Regions from separate parts of the Homo sapiens genome. Here region 1 is linked to region 2. The links are chromatin loops, found by intact Hi-C in ENCODE. Cell type or tissue: heart left ventricle. All regions are shown on one strand. Links, peaks and the distances in the headings refer to the core of each region. The heading gives the core; the rest is flanking DNA. Region 1 overlaps LINC00922 (long intergenic non-protein coding RNA 922). Region 2 overlaps LOC124903780 (a long non-coding RNA gene).

Evidence for each region. Peaks named below come from ENCODE experiments on the same cell type or tissue, not always from the same donor. Only the 100,000 strongest peaks of a DNase experiment are listed, where the experiment ranks them.
Region 1: a loop joins it to region 2, with 2.2 times the contacts of the local background. A loop is called at or near these places in 3 of 110 quality-filtered maps.

What each region holds. Positions count from the first base shown.
Region 1 is chr16:65,300,835-65,316,262 of GRCh38, reverse strand. It overlaps LINC00922 (long intergenic non-protein coding RNA 922), which reads left to right. Exons shown (of 10, transcript NR_174971.1): 9 at 4,568-4,849. All of the region lies in intron 2 of LOC124903780 (a long non-coding RNA gene), which reads right to left. Among named protein-coding and RNA genes, the nearest start is that of LINC02126, 130 kb to the right of the region's middle. RefSeq lists an enhancer at 8,944-9,812. In heart left ventricle, for the core only: no CTCF peak of the experiment used is centred there; no DNase peak of the experiment used is centred there; H3K27ac peaks cover 1,436 bases.
Region 2 is chr16:65,242,462-65,257,889 of GRCh38, reverse strand. It overlaps LOC124903780 (a long non-coding RNA gene), which reads right to left. Exons shown (of 4, transcript XR_007065224.1): 2 at 6,021-6,166. Among named protein-coding and RNA genes, the nearest start is that of LINC02126, 74 kb to the right of the region's middle. In heart left ventricle, for the core only: a CTCF peak has its summit at 7,816 (motif pointing left); a DNase peak (open chromatin) is centred at 7,959; H3K27ac peaks cover 1,164 bases.

The DNA of each region.
Region 1 (15,428 bases), core at 4,032-12,031, 59 kb before region 2:
ATATGGCTCAAGTAACTCCTTCTTGCCTATCACCACACGAGTGCAAGCATACCTTGACTGTGCTGTGCAAACTATCTTTAATGAATATTGCTTTTGGCTCTAAAATTAGGTCCATCTTCCTGTGGCGGGGGCGGGGTGGAGAACTGAGGCTGGAGCAGTGGCTCGTGCCTGTAATCCCAGCACTTTAGGAAGTCAAGGTGGGCAGATCATCTGAGATCAGGAGTTTGAGACCAGCCTGGCCAACGTGGTGAAACTCTGTCTCTACTAAAAATACAAAAATTAGCCAGGTGTGGCTGTGGTCACCTGTAATCCCAGCTACTTGGGAGGCTGAGGCAGGAGAATCGCTTGAACTGGGAGGTGGAGGTTGCAGTGAGCCAAGATCACGCCACTGAACTCTAGCCTGGGCGACAGAGTGAGACTGTGTCCCAAAACAAAACAAACAACAACAACAAAATACTGAATAATATCTCCTGCAAAATTAATGTTAGTGTTTTGCTAAATGATATTTCCATTGTCTGAGACATGTGGCTTTAATGGAAGTATTATATCAGAAAAATGTAGAGAGGAAAGCATAAGGTAACTCAAATTTCTTTCAGGCTGGAAAAACTCTCGAGTCACTGAAGACAGTTTTGCCAAAAAGGATTGGCAAGAAGCAGTGATATTTGCAAATTGTTCAGTGAAACTGCTTTTATTTAGTCAATTTCATCCGGGTGTCCAACGGGTTCTCTGCACAGGGATATGTTTCTTAGACAATGACAAGTTTTAAACCAAATTATGAGCTATAGCTGAAAATATAGTCACAGAATGTCATTCCTGATTTGTTTTTGAAGCTGAAGCTACGTGGCTAGAAATATCAAAGGGGTGATCCATGAGAGTCTAAATGCTCAGTTTGAGGAGTGGGAAGACTTGAAATGACTGTGGAAATGGGCATCAAAGCAGAGAAGCATGGCCAGACATAACACTGCTTGCTCCAGGAAAGGGAGGAGAGATGGTCCCCTGAGCCAGCTGGCGTCAGACCAGTGGACTCTCCACCAATCCCCAGCAGCGTCATTCCCTCATACATGGATCCAACTTTGCAACCAAACTCTGCATCAGAGATCCAAGAGAGAATACCTCCCAGAGGGCTAAACTAAGCTCTTCAGAGTTTATGCTCAACTTGTGGGGGGAGAGCCATTCTTCGCTGGCTTAACACCAAGGAGATCTGAATGCTAAAAGGAACCAGTCAGGAAGGAACAGTGTTAGAATAAGACTGGCTTTGGAGTCCAGAGAGGCAGGTTTATAATTTCAGATTTAGCTTTGAACCATGGGGAAAGCATAATCTTCTTTAATCCTCAATTTGCTCGTCTGTAAAATGGGGAGAATTTTTGCCTTATTAAGTTGTTCTGGGATGTGTTTAAGCATAAGGAGATAATAAATTCCAGCATTCTCCTCCCTCTGGTTTGGAGAGTAGAAATATTTTCTTAATGATGTCTGTCACTGGAATGCAAAGTCTGCCTACTCAGAGGGACCTAGAGGCTGCCTGGTGCTGGAACATACTTGGGGATAAAATGACATCGTACTATTTAATCAGAATCATAAGATCATCATGTGGGTCACTTGGGTGACACAAAGAATCAGAGCTTTGGTCTTTGTCTTATTGACCTATCTTCTAAAATGGTTTCAGGTTCTCTAGGACCTCACTGTCTATAGAGACTCACTGAAGAAAACACCTTCATTCAACCAAGTCTCTTGGTTTTGTATGTGCTGCAACTTGGTTTCACTCTAAGGTTGTGTCTGACTGAACATATGACTGATATTGGATCACATTGCCTCAGGATGGTGACCTTCCTTTCATGTGGGCTAGCACTAGATAGATATGTGTTCTTCAGCGTGGGCTGGAGAGGCAGTCTGGTCAGTTAAAAAGGGAATAGTTTGGCATCAGATACATACGGGCTTTTGAAAAGGTTGTCCTTGAGCAAGCTATTCAGCCTCACTAAACCTCAGTTTGCTCATCTGTAAAGTAGAGATATTATTCTATCACATATATTTATTAGAAGTAATGTACACAAAATGTTTAACACACATAATAAGCCCTCAGTACACCACTATTGCAAATATTTCAATGTTAAATATTCCAACTTGAGAACTCGCCAACATTCCTTGCCGTGTACTCAATTTAACTCCACACATGGACATGCACATACACACCATTTTAAAACTGATTTCATATTTAAAAGTTGTGTTGGGGAAATAAATATTTTTATTATTATTTTATGAAAATGTCAACATTTATTTTAGATATAGGGGGTACAGGTGCGGATGTGTTGCATTGGAATATTGCTTGATGCTGAGGTTTGGAGTATGGATCCCATCACCCTGGTAGTGAGCATAGTAGATTTTATTTTAGAGATATAAAACAATGTCCTAGAAATCTGCATGTTTCAAAGACCTCCTTTAATCACATACCTATTGTTTTCAGAGGAAAAAAGGAGGTGAAAAGAAGAAAAGTATCCTGTCTATGTCAAGGAGAAAACTAGCGACTATTTCCAGAAATACTCAATTACTCTTTTTGCTAAATGAAACAATTTTACAAGGATTATACTATTGCTCTGGTGTCTAATGTGGGTGTGCTCCCATTAGTCCACTTTGCAACTGTCCCAGAAGTACAGTCCAATTAGTCAGTATAGTGTTGACTGAGCCATTTGTGTGTTGATTGAAATCTCACCATTTTATTGCATGAAGATGGAAAATTGCCCGAATTGGCCAAACTTGTGCTATTCTCACTCAAGTTTTAGAAGAAAAGTCTCCCTTTAAGACCATTATATATGATGAGATATTGTCTGGGTTATAGTTAGTAGGTCATTAAAGGGATTGTCTGAAAGATCTGGCCACACAATGGAAGACCGGTTCAGCTTCCTCCATCTGTGTGACCTTCATAGGCATGGACACTTCTGTTCTTATTCCTGCTCTGCTCATTCCTGTTTTGTAGGAACCCTAGGAACATTACTTAACCTTTCTGCACCTTATCATCCTCACTAATAAAGCTTGAGAGAGTAATCCCTCCCTGAAAGAGTTGCCATGATAGTCAAATAAGGCAACATGTACAAAGAGCTTAAGAAAGTGCCTGGAGCGTAAAGGGGTTCCGCAAATGACAGCCATGATTATTAGCATTATGAATTCCTCAAGATGTGTTCAGTTCCTTCGTGATTCTTAAGTGCTTTTGGGAATAAATGACAGAATAAAGTGAAATCATTTGGTAAATTCTGCATCTAGGAAACCACTTAATGGCAGGCAAATTGGCCTCCAGTTGGTGACTGTTTGAAACATGATTCATTTTCAAAACTTTGAACTATTTTGAGAAGTTAACTATATCATGCATTTTTTAAACAATTATGGTAACATAGCTTTTGCCAAAGAATGACATAATTTGACCTTCCTTGGGTAAAGGATGAGGACATAAAGATAATGAAGAAGAGAGGAATAGAAGAGCTTTATACCAAAGGGACCAAACAAAAAAATGTTCAATTTTTTTAAAGTTCAAATTCTTTTAAGAATTTGGTAAATTTCATAATTCTCAGCTTTTATAATTTTTTTCTACTTCATCTCTATTTCCCCAAGCATGTGAGTAATCATGTCTAAAAAAGCTTAACTTCTTACTGGCTGTGTAATATTAGATAAGTCATTTAATCTGATACCTCAGTTTCTTTATCCATAACTTGGAGATAAAATAATATTTACATATAGTGTTGTTAGGGACATTCAATAAAATAATTCAGAAAAAGGACTTAGCAATGAATCTGTTTTAAAGTCATATTTGAAAAAAAATTAAGACCAATAAATAATAGTTAACTTTCTTCTTCCTCCAGACTTCTAGTTTTAAAAACAAACAAATGAAGAGTTCAATGAGCTTAACCAGGAGAATCAGAAAAATTTTCAAATGGCAGCAGATTCAGCCACGAGAAACTGGGAAATGTGGGAGGTGGCAGTTTCAAAGTGGAAATGACTCAGGGCTGGTTCTCTGGATCTGCAAGAAGGAAGCAGGGAGAATGAGAAAGCTTCCTTCAGACAGAGATGAGATCCTTAAGTGTGACCCTCAACTCTGTTGCAAGATAACACAAGGCCTTAAATGTCCCCCTCACAGTGATACAAGTTCTTCAGATAAAGGCACTAGGTCACTGTCTCCTCAGAATGACCATCATCAAAACCACCAAAGGAGGCTGGGCACGGTATCTCACGCCTGTAATCCTAGCACTTTGGGAGGATAAGGTGGGCAGATCACCTGAGGTCGGGAGTTTGAGACCAGCCTGACCAACACAGAGAAACCCCATCTCTACTAAAAATACAAAATTAGTGGGGAGTGGTGGTGCACGCCAGCTACTCAGAAGGCTGAGGCAGGAGAATCACTTGAACCCGGGAGGTGGAGGTCGCGGTGAGCCGAGATTGTGCCATTGCACTCCAGCCTGGGCGACAAGAGCGTGTAACTCTGTCTCAAAAACAAACAAAACAAACAAACACCAAAGGATATTTTAAACAAAGTCCTTATGAACTTCATTGTCTGTATTAAATATTCAACACATCTTTCTAACAGGACGTTCCACCTGTTAAGGGTAAACATATGATGGAAGTATTGCCTCCTGAGAAAGCACAGTGTTCTGATGGACAGACTAAGTAGAGGCATATCTTAGAAACATGCCCCAGACGGAACAGTAATGGCCTGTGAATCTGTGCTTCCACAGCCTGCACCTACAGATCTACACACATGCCCATGCACATGCAGGAAGTGTTCATCTAAGACTGGACCTTTTAGAAGAAAGCTGGCATACATTCGTGAAGGCATGGGCTTCCAGGCATGTCATCTTCACTCACGAAGGTGAGTACCTCCATAGATAAGAAATGTTCTCAGCCATCATAACCTAGCTACAACCAAATTATAAGCTTTAAAAGCTTCTGCCTTAGATTAATGTATCACAAAGGGCGATATCCCTCCTATCATGTTGTTGAAGATGTCAACATTTTAAGTAATATCCACACTTTGCATGTCCCTCGCCTCCTGACTATTCCTAGGATAAACCCTAACATCCCCCATATAGGTAATGGGCTTCATGAGTAAAGAGTAATTCATTTTGGTAGCTCTTATAATGCTGAGATCAAGTCCACAAAAAGTGAATGTTTGAAAGTAGGAGGGAGAGAAGGATGAAAGAAGGAGAGAACAATTAGGGGAGGTAGTAGCCTGAATGCATTGATCCTAATAGTTGCAAATGTACAACCAGGCACATCTTCCCAATAAACTCACTTCTATTAATACCTGCTACAAAACCAAGCCTAGTCTTGGCTACTGACATTCAACTCTTCAAGGTAAACAGAAATCACCCTTTACTGGGGCCATCTCAAAAAGTAATTAACTCTTTACCATGATAACAAATTCTCAGATCACTGAAAAATTAAAAACAAAAACCAAAAAAACAGAATCCTAGAGTCTGGTCAGAGCGGAACCAGCAGTAGAATTCAAAGTTCTAAAATAGAGGGACAGTGTTGTATTCCACTTCATACATATCCCAGCACAGAGATATCACTAGGCATTTGGTGGTTGCCCTATAAATAGTAGATGAGTGAGTCACAAAAATAAAATTAACTCAGCCTGGCCAACATGGTGAAACCCTGTCTCTACTAAAAATACAAAAAAAAAAAAAAAATTAGCTGGGCATGGTGGCAGGCACCTGTAATCCCAGCTACTGGATAGCTGAGGCAGGAGAATTGCTTGAACCCAAGAGGCAGAGGTTGCAGTGAGCCAAGAACGTACCATTGCACTACAGCCTGGGCGACAAGAGTGAAACTCCATCTCAAAAAAAAAAAAAAAAAAAAAAAATTAACTTTTAGATTGTTATTAAATGTTTTACTTGTGAAAAAAAAGTTTAAAGAGTTTAGGTATATTCTCCATGATTACAGTAAGAATGCAACTAGCTGGTCTCCAAGTGCAGTGTTATGTCTACAGCATTAGTCTGTCCCAATGTAAATGAATGAAAGGTGTCACACCTGCAATTGATGCTGCAAGAATCAGAGAGTAAGTAAAGAAAAATTAGTGTCTGATGGGAGAGCAATGTCTCCTTGCTTACACTCCCAAGATCAGATATACTTTGCACCTTCATAAAATCAGATCTTGGACCAGCTCTAATAAATATGAGTGCATACATGGTATTGAACCCAAAGCTCTTATCCTTTCTCTAGCCTCTAATTTCCAATGCAACCTTTGGCACAACCCTTCACCACTTCCCACCTGTAAGACAGGAAGAGTGGGGATCAACAATCTCTTCAATCTCTAATCCCTCCAGTCACTTTAAAAAGTTGTTAATTCTACAGCATAACTCCATGTTTTTGTGTTCTGAAATCACCACCGACTGAGCTGCTGCAGAGACAACCAATCTTTACTCAGGACAAATATTTTGTCACATTGCACAGAAAAGATAGTAGGTAGTGATGTACTGTGAGTCTCTAAACTTTATCATAAAGCAACCAGAAAGAAGGGGATATTTTGCAACTCTTGTCAGTGTAGTGTCTATGCCAGCAAGAACTTCTAAACAGAAGTGCTGTGAATTCAAGGCAAAAGATTTATGATGTTGATGGAGTGGGAGGTGGGAGAGATCCTTCTAGTAATCCAAGCAAGGCAACATGGACTATAATTGGCATCTGAAGTTTTTTGTTCTTTTTTCCCTTGGAGCTCTCTGCTCGGGCTTGATGCTGTTGTTTTCCCTGAGAGAGAATGCAGCTGTCGCTGTATGCCTTGGGGGTAGATATCCATCACCCGGAACGTATCACAAACTATTAATAATGCATCACTGCAAATCTACCTTGTCTCCATAAACACCCTGTCTCCAAGTACAGATAAAAGGTCCAACAAGCAGATGTTGGGATTTATTATCCCCACATTTCCCATTTCTCTAAGGATGGTGCCCAGTATCTGAGTTCTCCTGTGGGTAGTGTAGGAATGGGAAACTAATATTTACTGAGTGACTTCTGTGTGTCAGTTGCTTATGTGAAATCATATTAGCAGCCCTGAGAAATAGGTTTTATTAACCCCATTTTGCAGATGAGGAAGCTGAGGCTTAGAGAGAAGTGACTTGCCTAACGATACTCAGCTTGCAACCCATCTCCCAGAGTCTTACTCTAGAGATCTTTCTTAATCCTCTGTAGCAGATGACCATTAGATGGTTTGGGACTTTGCATTTTTATCTTTCCTACTGTACCTACCATACCCTTGTATACAGTAGGTACTAAGATAAGCTTCGCCAAATTCAATTTTTAAAAGGTGGACCCCAGAAAAAGGCCTACAGAGCTGCTATCTGGAAATAAATTCCTACACATGAAGCAGGAGTAAGAACCTACAGGGCACAGAGCAATTTCCCTAAGAGCTGGTTGCTTCCTGAGACCACTTCGCCCTTGTTCTTCCTGATTGTTTGTCATATACATAGTGTCTGTGACTGGGTTGATAAAGAGTCAGCCCTTTTCTAACCCTTGATTACACAATATAGCCAGTTGCACTCATACTTGTCTGTTTTGATCTATATACATCTGCCCTGCTTGGTCAGGGTGGGGCTGTTTCATGTAGTCCCTTGACCTTGTATGTTAGCCTTGTATATGGGCAGTGGGAAAAAAAAACAGACCAACACTGTTAACCCTCTGTGCTCTGTGCTTCTGCCCCTCCCCACCTACCACATGATTAACTCCTTTTCAGGAGCAAACAGTGGAGCTGCTGAACATTCAATGGGCCACGATTCCCTAATGGATGGCACACACTGTGCTAAAAAGTAATGAGCTTCTAGTTATCAGTGCACTCTTCAGACCAGCCTGCCTCATCCATGCAGCTGATCTGGGAAGAGGACCATTCAGGCCCAACTGCTGGAGATTTAAAGAGGAGAGATGAGGAAGACAGCCACAGCTCCACCACAGTCTCTTTAGTGCTATAAAGGAAGTTATGGAGTCATGCCTGAACTAAGAATATAATTGATACTATGTTTCCCCATAATTATGGCTTCATTGTGCCCGTAGCCCCTTAAGTCCACAAATCCACAATGGAGGAGGGGATTTAGGCACCAAAATCCCACACAAATTTCTAGCTGCTCACTAAATTGTGCTTTTTGTGAAGGCCAGGAAACTGTCAACATTTGTACCATAGCTATGTAGAGTGAGCTGGTAATTATCATTCTCAAATCATCCCAATTAGGTCACATTTTAATCTCTGTTATATCAATGAGGAAACTGAGGCTTGCAAATACTTCAGGTAGCTTACCCAAGTTGTACAGCTGGTCAAAGGCAAAATTGAGATTTAACAACGGCCTAGAGAAAAATGCACTTTTTGGCATTGAGCTTCAGTTCTGGCTGTTTAGGAGAAAGCAACATATATCCTTAGCCCTCAAGGAAATAAAAAAACATGGAAACTTAAATTCCCCAGGTACCCAGGTGCCCTTGAAGGAAATCATTCATCCATTTCCCTTTGAAACAGTTTTCAGAGATAGCCCGAATGTTGTGCAAGGGAGTTCTCGTAAAAATAGGCATTGCTCACCGGGGTCCATTTCTGCAGCCACAGGAGGATGAAAAACCCCAAGTAGTCATAAGAAAAACGAACAATTTTACTGACAAATTAAAGGTTTGAGAGGCAGCAGGAGAAACTGGTCAGCTGCAACTTCAGAGAAAGCTGCACTGAACATTTCAAAGCCTCGACTTTAATTAGGAAGGGAGAAGCTGTGGTCTGGGAAGTGGTCCCCGATGGGTGTGCGCCCGGCATTAAATATGCCTTCTTGTACTCAGCAGGGTTTGAAGTTTTTTAAGGAGGGACTGAATAGCAGGAGAGAGAGGGGTGGAAAAGAAAGAGAGAGAGAGCAAGAGAGAGAGGAGGGAGATGTTTGATCTGCCAGCAGTCTTGCCCTGTTCATCAAATTGTACACCCTAAGAATGGGATTTTAGAGATTGCCAATTGCAAAGTGAAGACCAGAGTTGGTGAGTAACTGGCCCAGGCTTCTCATCTTGGCAATAAAGACTGGCATTCATTGAATAAATGAATAAGAAATTTTGATGAAGCACCTTAATATAAGTATAATATGTATTATAATGTCTATAATCATCATAGTCCGTATTCTGTTATCCACATTTTATAGAAAAACAAGACTGAAGCTCAGAAAGTTTAAGCATGCTATTCTACATTTTATAAGCGGCAGAGCAATTGCTGTCTTTTCCTATGTCCTCTGAACTCTTCAGAAGCCTCTAAGATATATATGCCTCCAGGAAGTCTTCCTCATTGCCTTGGGTCAGAGTTAAGTGCCACTGCCTGTGAGTTTCTAAGCCATCCAAGTACTTGAGACTTGTATTGTAATGGCCCATTTACATTCCTCTATCCCTGACTAGACCTTGAGCTCCCTAATCCAGGCACCTTGCTAGCTTTGTCTGTGGTCTCACCCCAGCCCTGAACATAGTTCAGCTGATTCTATGAAAGTGAGATCTTGAACACTCTTGAATCTTCTTTTCCATCCTCCAGGAGAGTAGTCGCTACTCAGATCTCCTTTCTCACACAAAGTCCAAGTTCTCAATCTTGATCTTCATCCTCTTTCTTGCTCTTCATCATCCTCCCTCTCTCATTCCTCATAAAACTCTGCCGTCAGCTCCACTCAAGAGGAAAATTACTCAATACATGACATCACTCCAAGGCATAAGTAATAGAAAAGTACCATTCATTTTTTATCCCAGAGATGTCTGTAGTTTCAGCAACAGAATGTCATCTATTGAGATGCAAATGATAACAGCAGTGATGACAATAATAGCTGACATCCACTAAGAATTTACTATGTGCCCTCCTTTTGCAAGGATTTCCTCATTTAATTCTCACAACAATCATGAAATGCATGAAGTATTCTCATCCCTGTGTTATAAATTAAGGAACTAAGGCTCATAGATGCCAAGTCCTCACTCAAGAACACACAGTCATAATTGGAATGTAGCTATGTCTAATTTCAAAGGCAATCAAGTTTCTTACATCAGCAGACTTTAAAAAAATGTTAAATATAAGGAACAGCAGAAATGGTCATATATTGACTGTCTATTATGCACAGGCACTATTATGCACTCCATATATATTAAGTCATTTACTGAGTTAATGCACCCAGAAATAAAGTTAGTACCTTTTAGTGGATTGATACAAATGGGACTTATGGAGCTAAATTGATTTAGAGAGGTTAGGACAAGCAGCTGGACCAAACGACCTCTTGAGTTTCATTCCATGATTCACAGACACTATTCCAAAGATATATGAGGCCACATGACAAACCAGCAAGGAAGATATACAGGTCTTTAAGCATCATTTTATCACATAGTGAAGGCAAGGACTCCTCTATCTTTGCCTTGGGGTTGTTCCCATAGGGCTCCATGGTGTGACAAATTGGGTATGTGGCACCTCCTGTAGGAAGGCCCTGCTCCCAGTGGCTGCTGGGCCACGTCTTAACACAATCTCTGGCTTCAGGGTGGAATGGCAATTATTTAAAATTGGCTCAGGTCTGCATACTCCACTGGATTCTTTTTTATCCCACTTTAAGTCTTTCCCTTGGGACAGCTTAAACAGCTTTATCTTTTTAATGACAAAATGCCCATCGATAGGACTGGAAATGAAATCAAGCTTTTGCTTAGCAACCAGTCCGTTTATTTATTTTCCAAGTTCATGAGTTTATATGCATGCTGCTCTTAATGGGCAGTGCATAAAAATGCCTCTTTTTATTTTCTTTTCATTTACATTGTTGCGGATAATGGCTATTATCAAGCCATTAGAAGCAAGAAAGTACTGCTTTTGCCTCCCAAGATGGGCTGCAATTGTGTATGCGCTCTCTATGCAGATTGGCCAATATGTTAAACTTTCTTTTTCCATCTTCATCTGATACAGATAGCTTTATGTCAGCAATATAATTTTCCTCTTGATGCATAGAAGTACATAAATATGTATAGACATGAAAGTATATATGAACATACACTTACACATATAAACACAAAGTAAATACCGACATCATATATGTATATACACAGATGCACAGACACAGACACACACACACACACAGAGAAAGAAATCTCCTTTTTCAATTAAAATGAAATTCTATGGCAGAAATGTAAAATAAATTCTAATCCACATCAGATTCTAAGACATTGTTACATAAATCTATGACACCATGGTCTGTTTTAAACAAAAGAAAGGATGGACTCAGTCCACATATAGCCCATTGAAGCTTTCATAGTTAACGAAAGTCATTTTTAGGTTGTGTCTGAGAGGCACAGTCATATGGATTAAAAACTAAGGAGCGTCATTCTTTATTCAGATGTTTCCAAATGTCTACTTAATGTATACTGGCAAAATCATCAAATTCAGGAATTGACATTTTTAAAAAATACATCCATTCTTTCAGAGTGTCTGTGGGTGATTAGGTTATTTCACTAGGGGAGAAGAGGGGGCTCAGTTTTGTTTACTGTAGCATTTTAGGTGAGATGGGCAAAGTAAAGATAAACAGCATTTGTTGAGTATCATTATACTCTTGGTCTTTTAGTAAATATTATTTGACATTGTCATCTATGAGGAAGGTCGTGCTTTAAAATTCACATTACTTCTGCAAAGTATTATCTACATTTTATTGTTGATGGAGCTGGGACAGAGATCGTTGGCAGCTAGAAAAGGTCAGATTGACAAAAACACAGTGAAGCAAGGCCTAGGTATTTGGTAGTTACAGAAACATTAAGCCTGGTTCTGTGATTGATATCAAGACCTGGAGTGATGGCATGTAGTAAAGCAATGGTTCTCCACTGGGGGGATTTTGCCCCCCAGGGGAAAATCATTATGTCTGGAGACATTTTTGGTTGTCACATTAAAGGTGGAGGTGCTATTGGCGTACAGTAGGTAGAAGTGGAACTGCTGCAAAACATTCTGAATGTACAGGACTGCTTCCCACAATAAAGAAATATGAGGTCTAAAATGTCAGTATTGCAGAGGTGGAGGAAGCCCCCCTCTTCCATCTAAGACTCCAAGTGTTCTTCTGTATTTTATAGTCCTGGCCACTTTTATGTATCAGCATTCTAACCAAGATCTGGAAAACAAATGTGACATTAGCATGTGTCTTGGGACGAAGCGCAAGGTAGAGGAACTAAATGCCAACCCTGACTCTACTACCTATAACGTGCATCTGGCAGGAGTGACTTACCCTCTTGGTGACTCAGTTTCTTTATCTGCAAGTTTAAGAAAATACTAGTACACACCTCATCAGGCTGATGCAAGAATTAGATGAGATAATGCATATAAAGAGTTAATGAGACAGGGTGCAGAGTAAATGTTTAACCACTTAGTTGTTATTTTTATTTTAATTGCTGTTATTTTAACTTTTTGGTATTTGCTATGTCCGTTTTCTGGAGAGCACTCAGTTTTTAATACTATATTTTCCTTTTTGAATTAGCAAATGTTATTTTTATAGACCAGTTTTAGGTTCACAGCAAAATTGAGTGAAAAGTATATGGAGTTCTTATACTACTCTTGTCCCCCACAAATGCACAACCTCCCCCACTATTGACATCCTGCACCACAATGGCATTTTTTTTTTTTTTTTTTTTTTTTACAATTGATGAACCTATATTAACACATTATTATCACCCAAAGTCCATAGCACACTCTTGGTGGGGTACATTCTATGGCTTTGAACAGATCTACAGTGACATGTATTATCATGTAGTACTATATATAATAGTATCATACAGAATAGTTTCATTGCACTACGAATCCTCTGTGCTCTATTCCACCCAAATCTCACCTCAAACTGTAGCTCCCATAATCCCCACCTGTCATGAGGGGGAACCCAGTGGGAGGTAATTGAACCATAGGGGCAGGTTTTTCCTGTGCTGTTCTTGTGGTAGTGAATATGTCGCATTAGATCTGATGGTATTATAAAGGACAGTTCCCCTGCACATGCTCTCTTGCTTGCCACCATGCAAGATGTGCCTTTGCTCCTCCTTCACCTTCCAACACGATTGTGAGGCCTCCCCAGCCATGTGGAATTGTGAGTCTATTAAACCTCTTTTTCTTTACAAATTACCCAGTCTCAGGTATTTCTTCATAGCAGTGTGAAAATAGACTAATACACCCTTCCTTCCCTGCTAACCCCTGGCAACCACTGAACTTTTTACTGTCTCCACAGTTTTGCCTTTTATAGAATGTCATATACTTGGAATCATATGGTATGTAGCCTTTTCAGATTAGCTTCTTTCATTTAGTAATATGCATTTAAGTTTCCTCCCTGTTTTCTTATGACTTGATAGCTCATTTCTCTTTAGTGCAAATATTTAATTGTTTGTGTATACCTTGGTTTATTTATCTATTCATCCACTGAAGGATATCTTGGTTGCTTCCATGTTTTGGGTGTTGTCGATATGCCATAAGGTTTCACAGGTAGGGATTCAACCAACCTTGGATTGAAACCTGCAGATACAGAGAGCCAACTGTACTACATCATTTTATATAAGGAATATGAGCATCTTTGGATTTTGGTATCTGTGGATGGCCCTGAAACTAATCCTTTATGTGTATCTATTTTGTTTGATTGATATCTAAGCATATAATTTTGAGGGGCACTAATATAAATGGCAATGTGTTTTTAATTTCAAATTTCACTTGTTTGTTGCAGAAGTATGGGAAAGCAATTGAATTTCTCTATCAATCTTGTATTCTGCAAATTTTCCATAATTGTTTATTAGTTCCAAGAGGTTTTTTTGTTGATTCTTTTGGATTTTCTATTTAGACAATCATGTCATCTGTGAACAAAGGCAGTTTTATTTCTTCCTTCCTGATATTAATAACCTTTTATTTCCTTTTCTTTTCTCATCGAATTTGCTAGCACTTCTGGTACAGTGTTGAAAAGGAGTGGTAAGAGGAAACATCCTTGTCTTGTTCCTGATTTTAGCAGGAAAGCTGGAAGTTTCTTAATGTTAAGCGTAATGTTAGTGTAATGTTTTACTAATGTTCTTTATTAAGTTTAAAAAGTTCCCTTCTATCCTTATTTAGCATATATATAAAATATATATTTTTATATATTATTATGTATTTTATATTATATATAGATATTATCATGACTGGGTGTTGAATTCTGTCAAATGCTTTTTCTGCATCTATTGATATGATTATGTGATTTTTCTTCTTTATCTTGTTTATATGACAGATTACGTTTATTAATTTTCAAATGTAAAACCACCCTTGCTTATCTGGAATAAATCCCCTTCTTGGTTATGATGTAAAATTCTCTTTTTAAAAACCATTGTTGGGTTTGATTTGTTACTATTTTAATGAGAATTTTTTATCTATGTTGATGATAAACATTGGTCTGTAGTTTTCTTTTCTTGTAGTGTCTGGTGCTGACCCCATTAAATAAGTTAAGAAGTATTACCTCTGCTTTAATCTTCTGAAAGAGATTGTAGAGAATTTGTATAATTTCTTCCTTCCATGTTTGGCAGAATTCACCAGTGAACCCATCTATAGCTGGTGCTTTCTGCTTTGGAAAGTTATTATTGATTCAATCTCTTTAGTAGATATAAGCCTATTTATATATTTATTCCTTTTACATGAGTTTTGGCAGATTGCGTGTTTTAAGAAACTGGTCCATTTCATCCAGGTTATAAAATTTGTGGGCACAAAGTTGTGTATAATATTCTTTTATTATCCTTTTCAATTTCATGGGCTTTATAGTATGTATCTTCTCTCCTTTCTAATATTAGTGATTTGTTTCTTGTCCCTTTTTTTCATAGCCTGCTTAGAGGCTTCCCAGTTTTATTAAATGTTTTTTAAAAAGGTCTTTTTCAGTTTTGTTGATTTACTCTATTAATTTCCCATTTTCAGTTAAGTTAATTTTTTGTACTTCTTTCTTTTCTTCTGTTTACTTTGGATATAATTTCCTCTTCTTCTAGTTTTTTAAGATGGATGCTTAGATTATTGATTTTGAAACTTCCGTATTTTCTAATATATACATTCAGCACTATAAATTTCACTCTAAGTACTATTTTTGCTGAATCTACAAATTTTGATAAGTTGTATTTTCACTTATATTTAATTCAAAATATTCTAACATTTCTCTTGAGATTTTTTTCTTTGACCCATTTGTTATCTAAAAGTGTGTTGTTTAATCTCCAAGTACTTTGGTATTTTCCAGCTGTCTTTTCATTATTGATTTTTAGTTTAATTCCATTGTGGCTTGAGAGCAGATATTGCATGGTAGTTATTCTTTTACATTTATTAAGACATGTTTTATGGGACAGAATTCAGTCTATGTTGGCGAATGCTCTATATAAGCGTGAAAAGAACGTGTAACAGGCTATTGTTGGATGAAGTAGTCTATGGATGTCAATTATAGTCAGTTGATTGATACTGCTGTTGAAAATACTTACTGATTTTCTAC
Region 2 (15,428 bases), core at 4,440-12,439:
GTTATTTCTTATTCATCTCTGGGTTCTGATATCCCCTTGCCAGCTCTATTTCCATTTGATTTTTATTTATAAGTAGACAAGATGGTACATGGCAGGTCCAGACTTAACTATTCTTTAAGTGCCTAGCCTCTCTAGAAGAGAGAGAGCCTCTTCACCAATAGTTTTAGCAAAGCTTTGAGTTATAAAAGGAAACCCTGGGTAAAATATTCAATCCAGGTAGATGTTCTACATTTTAGGCCATGCTTGAATTAGGTCTCTACACCTGAAGCCTACAGTAGTGTCAGCCCCACAGAAATCATATGGGTTAAGAATGAGAGAAAAGAATTTCCCAAAGTAAGGATCTCTTTTATGAGGTCAAAAGGAGAGAACAGATGCTGGCAAGGAGAAATGGATGGGTTTTGCTAATACAATGACCTCAAAAGGCGGTGTGAGAGTTAAGTGAGATAATCCTTTTAAGCTCCCAGTACAGGCATACGCTAGGTGCTCAATCTTTGATCACTGTCATTATTATCAATCATATTGAACAGAGCATAATTTTCTCATTTATTAAGTACATAGAAAAAGACACACCCCAAAAGATTGCTGGGAAGATTTTAAATGATATCTGAAAATCTACGTTAAGTTTTAGTGTTTTTTCCTCCTCATTACTTTCTCAAAGCTGGACCTCTCACTCCCCACCGCTATGATAAACATTTGTTAAATGAATTATGAATAAATGAACACATGAATAAATTAATGCATATAATCCCAAAATGCAGGGTGACTTTCATACACCTCAAATCTCATTGCTCAGGGGTTATTTTTCACATAGACTATACCTCATCTTAGAAAAGTCACCTTTCCTGTGGTTGTCTCCAATTTGAGGCTCTATTTCAGGGTATACTCTGCACAGGAAAGTAGTTCTGAGCCCATGTTACAGAATCTTCTTTTTTGGATTAGTTTCCTATAAAGGAAAATATCCTTTAAGATGCTGGATACAGGAAATGCTGGAGCGAGAGACCCTGAGTACAATGCACAGAGGCTTGGCGTATCAGCAGTGATTCAAGGCATCATTGCCCACCCCAACCTCCATCCCCATTCACTCAGCATTAGTACCTGGGATTCAGTTGTCCCCTGGACAGAAGAAAGACAGAGGAAGGTTTTGATGCTTCCTTTAAAAATAAGATACATTAGTTAGGCATTTTATTTTCATTACATGAAGTAAGCGTACTTGTCTCAGAGAACTCAAACAATCACCTACAGCCAACAAGAAGGGAAGGCATGATTTGTGGTTTGCAGAATGCATTTTCTATCTTGTACTGGTCATAGATTAATTTCACTCTGGCACAGCAAGTGCCACGATGACAAAATCATTTAGCCTTAGTGCTTAATGCAAAGAAGGGTAAAATAGAGGAGCACATGAGGCTGAGGGCATATGGACGATGCTCTTGCTGATGTCTCCTTTAGTGTCTGATTTCAATGCCATATCATTCTGACCACATGGTAATGTTTCACAAGCTTCTCCAGTTAGAGAAGCACAAATATTGTAAAATGATTATAGACAAAAATGAGCCCCAAATTCCTATCACCGTGACTTAGTAAAATGTAAAATAATGAAACAGTAGCTGCTATGAGCTGAATTATATCTGCCCCCTCCCCACCAAAAATTTATATGTTGAAGTCCTAAACTCCAGTACCTTGGAATGTGATTGTACTTAAAGACAGGGCCTTTAAAGGAGTACGTAAGTTAGAATGAAGCCATTTATTTGGGTGTGTTCTACTCCAATCTGACTGGTGTTCTTATAAGATGAGAAATTTTGGACACAGAAAGGTTCACTGAGGATGTGCATGCAGAGGGAAGACCATGTGAAGCACAGCAAGAAAGTGGCCATTTGCAAGCCAACAGAGAGGCCTCAGAAGAGACCAAATCTTCCAACATCTTGATCTTGGACTTTTAGCCTCCAGACCTGTGAGAAAATACATTTCTATAAATTAAACCACTCAGCCTGGGATAATTGTTTTTTATGACAGGTCTAGAAAACTAATACGGTAGCTACCAATGATTGAGCACTTACAGGATTCTAGTTATGATACTAAATGCTTTTATAGAGATATCATTTAAATCCAACAGTAGTCTTGAGAGGTATTATAGGTTTACATATTTTCTAGATGAAGAAACTGAGTTTGTGAAAGAATAAGCAATTTACTCAAGGTCATGCTAAAAGTACGTGGTTCTAACCAGATTATCTAACTCTCTCCTTGGAATCTTCCCTTGAACATCTGAACATGGCTAAAACCAAGATCAAAGTCCATTCACCAAACTCAGTATTTTCCTCCAGTGTTCTCTCCACCAAAGCACCAGATTTATAAGGCAGAATTATTTTATTGCTGAAACCTGACATCCTTCAACTCGAATCCATCGTGATATCTTGTTTATTCGACTTTATCTTCTCAAACAGTGGCTAACACAATAGATAATAAGATATTACTAACTTTGTAGAGGCAGAACTGATATGCTTAGCAATGAAATTAATGGGCATTGGGGATACATTACAGGGAGGATCAAAGATTATACCAAGATTTTAATTCAAGGGTCAAATAGAATTTTGGAGAAGTTCACTGAGATCAGCCCTAAAGGAACTCATCAACCCACAAAATGCTTCTTCCTCTGTTCCCACCCAGAGGCTGAGATCTCCATGTCCAAGAAAACGGCCCTGGTTTGGACCATCACGTCTCATATGGGTTAGCACGATGTCTCTCTGGCCTCTCCTCACCTTCTCTAATGCACTCTCCACTCTAGCCAGAATAATCAGCTACCAATTCCCTTTCAAGTCCTTCATGGACTCTCCCCACTGGATAAAAGTCAGATATATGGCCCACATAATCATATTGACTTCTCACTCAAGCTTTAAATAATGTCCAGACAGAGACACTGGGCAAAGAACTTGATTAATTTGATGAAGGCTTCAACTCCAATCATGGCACAGTTGCAAATCCACAGGTTGCTCTTTTTCTGTTACACTAAGTCAATTTCCAGGAAGCCTGGTTTAATATGACAGTGATATCCAGAATTTACTTATTTTCACTGGGGCATGGAAGAAATCATTTTAGGTAGGACTCCCAGAGACCAGATTTTGCCTCTTCTACTATGAGTTTGAAGACAAGCCAGGTCTCCATAACTTGGTTGTTTCCTCTGTAAAATGTAGTGTTTGGGGTACTGATCTCTGTGAGTCTTCCATGCTCCATAAAGAAATTACAACATCACTTGCCACGTTGTTGAAAGGAAACAAGAAGATCTCAGGATGAGCTAGAGAACGAAGGAAACAGAGTCAGGCAGTGAACAATTTGAGAGAAACACGAGTACTGAAAAAAGAATGTGTGCATGCACTGCCTCAGAAACCAGGGACAAAACACACTTGGGCTTTTCACCACCCTCTGAGTTTTTTCTACACTTGCCCAAGGAAGGCCAAAAATAAGAGCTAATTTTTTTCCCAGAAAAAAAAGGGATAGAACCAGGCCTCAGACACACCTCTTCCCATCCGGACTGAGCCCAGATCCACCCAAGTGGGTGTGGTCATGAGGACTAGGCAGTTAAAGCCAGATGTCCACCCTTTCCATCAGCATGGATGCCCTTTGAAATCACACTAGGCACTAGGCACAGCTGTTTTTGTTTTTTTTTTCTTTTTAAAGAACTCCCTAAAAAACTAGAATCAGATTCTGTAAGCAACAAGTTATCTTGGAAAGCAGCTGGAAGCATACACCCATTTCTCCAGTGAGAAAATGAGGGCACAGGAAAGTTGGATGACACATGGAGAATACCAGGATCTCTTGTCCCAGTGTATGTATGAGTTATTGTTAGGGTAGACACCCAGTCTCATACACTGTTCTGGTTCTTCCATCGGGAAATTGGGGCTCAGGATTAATCATCTCCTACTTTTGAATAGCTATTTTCATATTTTATAGCAGGCATTGGTCACATCAGTAGTCAGGCATTTAGTGGACAGCAGAAAAAATAACCAGGGAATAAAACATAGAAAATAATAATTTGAGTAATTGTGTGCATAACTTCTGCTTATCCTATCTTTTCTCTGGGTGTCACTTCTGGGGAAATGTGATTAAATAATCTCTAAGAATCATTCCAGCTCTATCTGTCTAAGACAGAGAACAGGAAAGCAAGATCCCTCATGGCAGTCAGGGAAGCAGCCCAGCCAGGAACCCAGGTGGCTGTGGACCCTGGGCAGCTCCAGGAATGAGGGGCCTGGCTACTGCATTTCTGGAGCATACCCCTCTCCTCATTTTCCAAGCCCTGTGCCTTCTCTCTAGCCAAACAAACACAGCTGAGAGTTCTGGAACTGAGCTGCAAAAAAAATCAGCTCCTGACATCTTGCCCAACAAGCAAACAATGGTGAAAAAGTTTCTCATTGTCGCTTGGTATTAATAACCTATTGATGAACCAACCCACTTTCCCCATCTAATCTTGTGGGCCTTGCCACCATTAATTATCAAATATGAGTTATAAAATTTCAACTTTCTGTACTATATAAAAAATTAGGCTTAATAACTGTTAATATCTTAATAAACAACACAACTTCACAATCATTAATAGCTCAATGATCATAACAATAGCTGTCATTTATAATGCAGTTTCTAGATTCCAGACACATTGCCAAGTGCTTTTACACGTATTGCTTTATTTAATTCATTTTAATATTAGGAATTAGATTATTCTATGATTTCCATTTAACATATGGGGAAACTGAGACTTAGAGAAGTTAAGTAAACAGCCCACAGTCTCACAACTAAGAAGTGTTAGAATCAAGATTCAAACTCAAATTGACCTGTCTTCGAAGACTACTGTCTAAACTGCACTGACTTGTAAGCTAAAGTTGTATGCCTTCAGAATTCAAAGGCATTTTTCTGTTTGTTGTGCCTATGCTTGTTAGAATGAAATTATCTACTGCGTCTTTCCACTTGCTTTGGTCAAGTTCACAGATCAACACACATTTCCTGATCTGTGATTTTGCGCATCCATCTCTTCTACCAGTAATCAAGCAACAGAAGCACCTGACGAGTTATTCTCTTAAAGGATGGGGTCAGATCACACCAGCCTGCAACTCCAGCAGCTGGAGAGACAGAAGCTCAGATGTTCAAGATACTGAGGCTGAGTTCCCTTGGAGAGGCAAGGAGAATCCCAAAGGCAGGAGGAACAATCCTGGAAAGCTCCAGGTGACATCTTGCATCAAAATCCTGTAGACTTAAATTATTTTTGGCTATAATACTGCACAATCTACAGAGTTTAGTGGGGCAGCTGAGCCAGGAACCCAGGTGGCTGTGCACCCTGGGCAGCTCCAGGAATGAAGGGCCTGGCTACTGCATTTCTGGAGCATTCCCCCTCCTCCTTTACTCAAGTTCTATGCCTTCTCTTCAGCCAAATGGACACAGCTGAGAGTTCTAGAACTGAGCGGAAGATGAAACTGTGGGAGAGGAAGGGCGAAGCATTTCCCACAACTCATCATCCAGAACTGTGTTATGTGGACATCCCTACTTCCAGTGGAGCCCAAGAAATATCTATATGGCAGATGAAGTCAATGTGGAGAAGGGGACCAGTAGTATTATCAACCCTTGTATGGGTTCTGCTCCTCTTTTTGACAGAAACCTCGATAAAATCCTCAAATAATGAGCGATGTCATCCATGTGACATGTAAACATGCCCAACCCAAGAGAAAGTCAGAAAATGAGAGCCTGCAGGAATGTGGGAAGGTATGAGTTTATCAGGATGAACAGGGTATCTGAGAATGACCTAACTGTGTTTACCTATCTAAAATCTAAACACAAGCCACAGGGTGATCCATCACTGGAAACAGATACTTAACTCAGTCATACAGTGAGAAAAGGTGGGAAACATGGACCTTGTTTATTCCATATTGCACTGAATATACAAAGTTCCCATATCCTGCAACAGACAGAACGTGGTCCCGAGCAGAAAAAGGAAACTAATGGCAGTTTATGTAATGGGTCTCTTCTGTGGAAGTGCCACTGACCTGGAGGATGTACTATATTCCATACTCTGAGAGGTGTCCTCTGATGTGGTGGAGGATTTCATCTACCTCTTACAGTCTAGGAGAAACAGGTCTCAAAATTATCTCATTAAGCCACCAGCTGAAGTTCCGGTTGATTTTCCACATGCCTAGAATAGGTACATATTGGTCATGGAGAAAGAAGTTTCTACAGTTCAAATGACTAAATTATGATCAAGTTTATACATTGGTATCCTGTAAACTTGGTTGATATAAATTAATTTCCTAGGTATGGCCAGCTGTGGATGTCATCACAAGGCCAAAGACAAGACAATCCCTTGGACTTTGCTGACTCCATCAGATGACATTGCCGCTTACACACACACACACACACACACACACACACACACACACACTGGTTTTGTCTGTATGGCCAATTAACCTCCCTAGATGAAACATATCTGTGCCTGGCACTTCTTCTAATTGTAGCATGAGACAGACTCAGGCTTAATAATAGAAGGAAAGACTCTAACACAGTTACAATTGCCCAAACATGAAACACATTGTCTGGGGAGGCCCTGGGTTCTCTTTCCCTTGACATGGACATGTATTGTTAGTATATTGTGGAGAGCTTCCCAGCACCGTAAGAGAATGAACGTGAAATTCCTCTTGCCTCTGAGGTGTTAAGGTGTCTGGAAATTTTTTACTTACATCCTCTCTGAGCCTATTGCAAACCTTAGGAGCAATTAGATGGGTGTGTTCATTCATCCATTGACTCATTCAGTCATTATTTTATTGATTTGGCTAATAAATATGTGCATAGTAAATATGTGCACATAACTCAGCATGGGTTATGCTATGTGACAGGGGCTGAGAAAACAGGAAACAAGAACTCCCCTTCTTTTAAGGGGGTTATTCAGATCCTTGATGGTGCTATGTAATGGATTCTCTGATGGGGTCGCCCACATATATGCATGCTGCCGAACTGAGGGAAGAGTTGTTAGTGTGAAAGCTTTCAAAAAAAATTTAGAAGGGTCATTTTTTATTTAATCCAAACCCTCTGGATACTTAATAAGAGACAATGAAACTGTATTTTTATGTGGAACCTCACAGGACAGTCATCTAGATGAAGAGTGGTGTATATGCAGCCTTCAGTTGTGTTCCAGGGACCACAGGTTATCAGAACTAAAAATGCTCATAGATAATTCATCAAATCTACTCCTGTCATGTATTATGAAGGGAAACAGAGGCAAGAGGAAGTCTAATACCTTGTCCAAACTCCCACTGTAATTTTTTGGCAGCCAAAACAAAAATCAGGTATTTGCTTCTATTGAACTTGTGGTATGTCAAATTGATTACATTTTATTTTGGATTACTATTATCATTATCATTATTATTAACATGTATTATGTGCTTGCCATGTGCCAGACAGCTCCCAGGGTGCTTTAAGTGCTTGCCTCTTTGAATCTCCAAACTAAGCTGAGAAGGCAGGTGTTAATAGTCCTCATTTTACACATAAGGAAATTATGGACCAAAGAATGTCATTAATTTGTAAAGACACAGAGCTAAGAAATAGCAGAGGCAGGATATGAACCCAGGTCTGTGGGACTCTACAAGCCCGTAACGAGGCATTATATCTCAAGGCTTTGTAGTTTGCTCTGGTTGGCTACCTGTCAATTCATTCTCCACATCTAGGATCATGAAAAATAAAACACCACTCTTAGAGCTCAGCTGAAAGCAGGCTAATGTCTGTTCATGAAGCCTTACTGGGGGAGGAGGTGGTTTGCTGACGATCAGTAGCATTTCCGCCCTCTTCTGCCTGTCATGAGAGCACCCTCCGGCCAACTGAAACAACACTGAGAAGTGGAGCAGAGAAAACCAGTCCAAGGGCCTGGCCTGCCCCAATGGAGACATTCACAGCGTTGCTATAACAAGAACAGGATCTGTGATAAGGAGCTGGGAAAATCTGTAACAGTGAAGGCGACGCCCACATCAGGCTGTGGAGATAGACCAGAGTCAGCCCTGGGACTCGCCCAGCGTGGGAGAGAGGGCATGGATCCCAGGATGCAAATTTTGTTTTCCTTCCTTTCCAAAGTGCTGCTGATTCCTGACTGAGGCTTGGTCTTTGTCAAGCCAGCTACTCAGGGTCAGGAGGAGCCAGGATCCCTTTTGGATTTGGTGCCTGCTTAACTCTCTTACTTTAACTCCTGTTCCTCCAACACCTTCATCCTATGTGCTAGCACACAGAACTGTATTAATCTGTCCCAGAATGCTCTGTGCTACTGAAGATACTTCCTTATGCCACTTTCCTTCCCATTCTTTTTTTTTTTTTTTAACTTGAGAATATCTTTTCATTCTCCAAGATTTGGCTGGGTGTGGGGGCTCACACCTGTTATCCCAGCACTTTGGTAGGCCGAGGTGGGCAGATCACTTGAGGCCAGGAATTCAAGACCAGCCTGGCCAACATGGTGAAATTCCATGTCTACTAAAAGTATAAAAATTAGCCAGACATGGTAGCACATGCCTGTAATCCCAGCTACACAGGAGGCTGAGGCAGGAGGATCACTTGAACCCGGGAGACAAAGGTTACAGTGAGCTGAGATCACGCCACCGCATTCCAGCCTGGGAAACAGAGTGAGACGCCGTCTCAAAAAAAAAAAAAAAAGTTCTTCGAGATTTATTCAATGTGGCACTTTACCTGGAAAGGTCTCATTAGTCTATAATCCATAACACTCCACTTGTTCAGATGAGAGTGGCTTTGGTTCCTCCCTCAAGGGCAGTCACTATACCTTGGGAGAATCTCTGATGGGACACTCCCAGTACTATAGTAGAGCTCAGCTTAAAGCAGGCTAATGTCTGTTGATGGAGCCTTACTAGAAGGAGGAGGTTTGCTGATGATTGGTAGCATTTCTACCCTTTTCTACCTGTGATGACAGCACCCTCTGACCAACTGAAACAACACAGAAATGGAGCAGATAAAACCAGTCCACGGACATGGCCCGCCCCACTGGAGACATTCACAGTGCAGCTGTAACAAGAGCAGGAGCTGCTCTTTCATTAAAATTGTGGGTTCATGTTTTTGTCTTCCTCAATATATTTCTGTCATTTTGAAAGCTGAGACAATGCAGTATTCCTCTTTGTATTTACAAGATGTAGTGGAATAAACATTACATTGCAGATTCTCAATAAATACTGGGTGAATGAGTATATGAATGAACAAATAAACAGACTGATGAGCTCAAATTAATTTCATAAAAGAAGCCCTGGCCCAGTAGATGGAGCCAGAAATAATTTATCTTTCATCCCCTTTTCATGGGCCTGATCCAGAGTACCAGGTATAGAAAGAACAGCTCTTGAATAACTATAGTGCAGCAGCTGGAGGGAGAGTCCACAGAGATGGTCCACATTGCACATATGGGAAACTGTCATTCAGGGAGGTTGGGTGACCCCCCACTCACTATCCTCCCAGGGCTGGAAGGCTTTCAAGTGGGCACTGGACACAGCTCTTTTCCATCAATCAGGCAGGTAGTATTGCCACCACTTTACAGATGAAGCAAACATATTAGTTCACCAAATGGTTACTGAGTATTTATAATAGGCCTGTCCCTGTGTTAAGACTTGGGTAGGAGGGGAGATAGATGAATAAACAGAAGTACAGAATGTATGGAGGAGTGTTCCTGAACATGCAGCTGGAGACTAAATTTTCTTGGAGGGAGAGTAAGGCTAGAATCTGGAAAATTCTCAACTTAGACCAATGTGACACCTCCTGAATTTAGGAATGGTCACCTCTTTTTATTATCTATTCAACCTACCCATTTTGCTATAGACCTACTAACTTCCAGTCCAGTACAGAGTGTTTTACATACTTTGCCTTTTTAAATCTCCCAGTTACTCCTAAAATCTGTTTAACAGATGAGGAGACTGAGGTTCCAAGTAGATAAGTAACCATAAAGTCTCCCAGCTTGTAAGGGGTAGAGTCAGAGTATACACCCAGATCTGTCTTTGTCTAACTCTGCACCTCCCAGTGAGCCATGGCTCACTTGGAATACGCATTGTGTCCCTGATGTACAGGTGTTCGAAATAGCATGTACCAGACTTCTGTGAAATGCATGCCTCTCCAACAGTTTATGAGCACCTACTAAATGCAGACATTAGTGCTGGGCTCTAGAAATGTATACAAGGAAGACCAAGAAGGGTTCTAATTACTAAAGGGTCAAGAGTCCCTTGTGGGATGGGGGAAGAAACAGAGCAATTAAAAGGCAGAAGTGCCAAGACAGATACCCCAAAGCCCTGCAGGAAACAAAAGAAAGTAACTCTCTCTTCCTAGGAAAGCCAGAGAGGTCAAGCATCATGCTTATTTATTGATGGCCAGCTTCTAGAGATTTAATTTAGAATATAGTCAAGTCCATTTGGTGAGCACATAGCCAAGAAGTACGAAACTGGATGCAACGGGTAAGTTTTAACAAGTCTGAGATGTTGGCAGCCTCTGCATTTTCAAGTTCTCTCTCCCCACCTCTGAGTCGCTAAACTGTATTCAAGAACTGGGTTAACCACTTTCAACCGATTAGCAGTTGATTCATGATTTGGGTGAACTGATCACTTAGTAGCTTGGTGATTGATAGTGATTTCAAATCCACATACATATTAGAAAACCGTGGGGAGCTTTAAAAAATACCAATGCTCAGGCCACACTTCAGAACATTTAAAACAGAATTTTGAGAGAAGGGTCACAGGTTGGTAGCTTGAAGGAGGACACACACACCCCTTATTGTAATTTTATTTTGCAGCCAGTTGGAACCTACTGCTATGAGGAAAAACTCCCAGTTTTGGCAGCCCTAAAGCTACAGACAGGACTAAAGAAAAATTAAATTCCTAAGATAAATAAGGTAGGCAATGGCTGTTTATCTGCTCCTCTCTCCACAGGGCCTTTGCATAGCCCATTCCTTCTGCTTGGATCTTCAGTCCCCACGTCAACCCACCCTTCCACATTCAATTAAGTTCTCATTCTCCTAGCTCTCATCTCAAGGTCTCTTTCCCTATGGAGGCCACCAAGTCAGGACCCTCTGTTATCTGTCCTCATGATACTTGCTTCCTTACTTCACAGCCCTTTCCTCAGCCTGCAATCATATAACCGAGAGAGTAAGTTTCTGACTGAAGTCCATCTCATGCACTAGACTGAAAACCTCCCAAAAGTGGGACCAAAATAATTGTGATTTCCTCTGTCTGTAACTAGGACCTAAATTGGGGACTGTCACAGAGGGAGCACTCAATAGACATTTTTTTGAATGAATGAATAGGTAAATGATGAATGGAAAATATGAACAAATTAGTAAAGATAAAAATTCACCTATACTCTAGGCGACAAAACAAAATCGAATCAGATCTAGTGTTTTTTTCTAGCCTTCAGGCTTTTGTGTTTGCTGTTTTGCTTGGTATTTCAACCTTAAATGATCTTTTCTGTAGGTCTACATTTCAAAATCCCTCTCATCCTTCAAAGCCTCATTCCAAAACCTCATCCTGCATCATGCCTTTTCAAAACATCCTGCAGGAAGTGAATTTTCTCTTCTATACAAAAGTTGGAAGCTTAATTGTAATGTGCTACTCTATGTTGCCTTGGGAACATATTATCATTTTTAAGAGATTATAAGCAATTTGAAGGCGGTACTCACCTAATTCATTTCTGCCCTTTCCCTCGTGGTACCTAGTAAAGTGCCTGCCATATAGTAGATACCCTGTAATTATTGTTTTAATGCCTACATGAATAGTATATATCATGGGTAAGTGGTCAATGGACTTCTGGACTCATTTCTCAAACGCAAGCAAAGGGACAGTCGCACAGATTTTTAAACTCATATGTATTCTAAGGATTTAGGTTAGGAAAAAGTTACAAATCAGTCTCCTTTTCTCTTTCCCTTTGTAGATCACACTCTAATATTTTTCCGCTGGCAGAGAGAATGAAGATATGACAGTGGTTCTGCATGAGTTTGGATAATTATATTTTTCACATTGTTTGGCAGTTAAGATTGACAACTACTGATTATTTAAGGTACTGTGTATTCTTCAAAAATAATTCTAAACACAAAAGTAATAATTGGATATAATTGCAAAACCAATTGATGTGGTCCCAGCACATGCTTGAGTTTATGGGCCTCAGTTTCCCATCCATAAAATAAAGGGGGTGGAATAAATCAGTGTTTTTCAGTGTCTATTGACCCAAGATACACATTGTAGCTCATTCAGAGTGCATTTATTCATTTGGTAAATATTTAATAAGCACCTACTATAGTAAATCAAAAACATCTTCTTCTAGCAGAGAAACAGACACCTGTCAACAATTGTATAAATGTATGTACTATTTCTATGCCTGGGTTATAAAGGTATTTTGACAGAGTATAGCATGAAGATTTTAGTTGGTCAGGGAGGTCAGGAATAACTACCATAATAGGAAAACCACTTTCTGGGATATGGGCAAGTATTAATTAGAATTCCTCAAAGAAGCAGAACCAATATGATGTGTGAGATAGATTTTTACTTTAAGGAATTGGCTCATACAATTGTATGAGATGTCAAGTCCAAAAATCTGCAAGGTAGCCTGGCAGGCTGGAGACACGGGAAAGAGTTGATGTTGTAGTTTGAGTCCAAAGGCAGTCTGGAGGCAGAATTCCCTCTTCTTTAGAGGACTCAGGTCTCTTATTTATAAAAGCCTTCAACTGTTTGGATAAGATCCAACCACATTAGGGTAATCTGCTTTATTCAAAGGTCAATTTATTTAAATGTTAATCTCATCTAAAAATACTTTTGCAGCAACATCAAGATTGGTATTTAACCAATTATCTAAGTACCATGGCTTAGCCAAGTTGACACATAAAATGAATGATCACAGGGTAAATACGAAGGACAAAAGGAAGCCAAGGGGGTGTGGGGAATGACTAAGAGAAGGATGGTGAGAGAGGAGACCTAGGGCAGGCAGGGGAATGGCCACACAGTGCCATGTAATTGATGTGTCTCTTTTCTACAAGTAGTAAGTTTTTCAAGGATTTGAATCAGAGAATAGACATAATCAGACATGCTTTCCAAAACTAGCATTGTGGCGAAGGACTAAGATGGTGATGGGGCCGATGGGGAGGTGTGGATGGATAGGAACATGCTACATATGTAAAGTGTGAAGCACCAGATGATGGATTTGACAGGTTGGAAGACCAACCAACAGTCCCAGTTCCAGCACTGAAAATCCTATGTCCTGGCAAACCCCTCAGTCCCAGCAAATAGGGATGGTTGGTCACCCTAAAAAGAAATTCCAGTGATACTATTTAAGTTTCTGAGTACCTAAGGGTCACCCTGAATACTCTTCAATTTGCTAAGTTAGGTGTTGTCTATAGTAAAGTGTGTGTGATGAACTCACAGTGGATGGATAAAACTTGCTGGAAAACATGTCCTGCAAGTCCCCTTTTAGCCTTATATTCTGAATCCTCTAAACCCAGAGCAATGTGTGCAAAGGCAGCATCTTCCAGAAAGCCAACATCAAGAATTTCGAAGAACAAAGCTCTTCCATTGAGGTACAATTTTCAAATCCTCCTGATTTCATTTCATTCTCCAATGGCTACCTCAACCCAGTAACTTGCTAGTATCACAAGCACTTAATTCATTAATTTCACACATAGTTAGAGTTAGGGTTAGGTTGGGTTAGGGTTAGGGTTAGAGTTAGGTTACGTTTGTTCAAGCAAACACGGAAACATGTTGGGAAAGTGTCAAGGATGATAGATCTTTGCCTTTACTCAATGAAGAAAAACTCAATGAAAGATTTTCTTTACCTTATTTCGTCCCATTTGTGTTCCCTTTCCCATATGTTATTTGAGAGAGAACATTTTACCAACTATAACCATCTCATTTATTTATTGTTTATTTGTTAATTTCAAGAGAGTTGGCTTTTTTCATTATGAAGTGTATTATGCTTACAAAAGAATCAAAAAATAGAGATGGAAAAGAAACATGAACTCACTACTGGAGCCCAAGAGCAGCTTAATTCCATAATTTTTAATAAATATTTTAATACCTCTATATAAATCATTAGATTGCACAATCCTATATGCATACAAAATTGCATAAATTGTTTATCTAACCTCATATCTGGATTTTGTCTTTCAACATTAAAATGCTAATATTCCCTGTGTTGGGTCACATTCTTTATTTAAAACAGAGTGCTTGATGATTGTATTACAGCTCAACAAATGTGTGCTCCACAATTTACCTAACCATTGGCTATTGATGAACATTCACATTTTCATTATACCAACGGGACAATTAACATATTTATGCATAAAGCTGTTCTGTATGTTTGGTGATTTTTCTTAGGCTACATTCCCCAAAGTGGAATTTCTGAGTTAAAGGGCTTTGGTAGTTTAATGCTATTGATACATATTGTGAAATTGTCTTCCAAAAGGGCTGTAGCTATTTTTATGCATGCCAGAAAGTGCGGAAATGCCTGTGGAATATGTGAAAACCTAGACTGGAGGGCACCTCAGTTAGATGGGTTTATGTGAGGGGCTCCTTCCTGGCCTTGGCTCAAGCAGAACATGAGAATTTGCCTTTTCCAGCCAGGTGAGTTCTCAGCAGGACAAGCATGATTTGAGAACAATTCCTAAAGGAAGTATCTTCTAAAAGTAACCTGGATCCATGGGCAAGTTTTATGGCGTCTCTTAATTTTTTGATTACTTATGTAACCTTTGTTTTTGATTTTGTTTTTTTGTTAGTACATTTGTTTATTGCCTGGGAAGATGAACACTTTCTTCAGATTCCCAGGAATTTCAGTGGTTAAACCTTTGTTGTTTCTTCTGACTACGATTCACTTTTCTTCTGATAAAAAAAAGTGCCCAGAAATTTCTTTGGGAAATAGTCATTCCCCACACTCAGCCCATTGGTTTGAAGGGAGTTCACCACTCCTCCAGGGGAGGACACTGATTGGCCTAAGGTGATTTCCATTTATCTATACCCAGTGATTGGATGAGACTGACCACATGACCCAATTCAGGACAATGAGATTCATGCCTGCAGAGTATGTTTCCAACTGTTGAGAGTGAGAAACCTTTTTTTCATAGATGAAAGCTCAGAACCTTGTGTGCTTATCTGCCCATCCTATGGGATTTAGAACAGAAAACTATACACCCCAAGGAAAGACTAACAGATGGGTGTAAGTCCCTGGCCTCTGATGACATCATCTTTGATCCCAGGATCACCTATGCCTGAATCTACATTCCCTAGATCTATGCCTGGACTCCTCAGTTCACTGAAGAGTTTATGATTTATGTTTCTCTTAAAGCATTTTGGGTTGGGATTTCTGTCACTCATCGTCAAAAGAGCCCTAAATAATCTAAGATACATAAAGGAAATAAGGTTGTTAAGACACATTGGGCAGGTTGCAGTGGCTAACGCCTG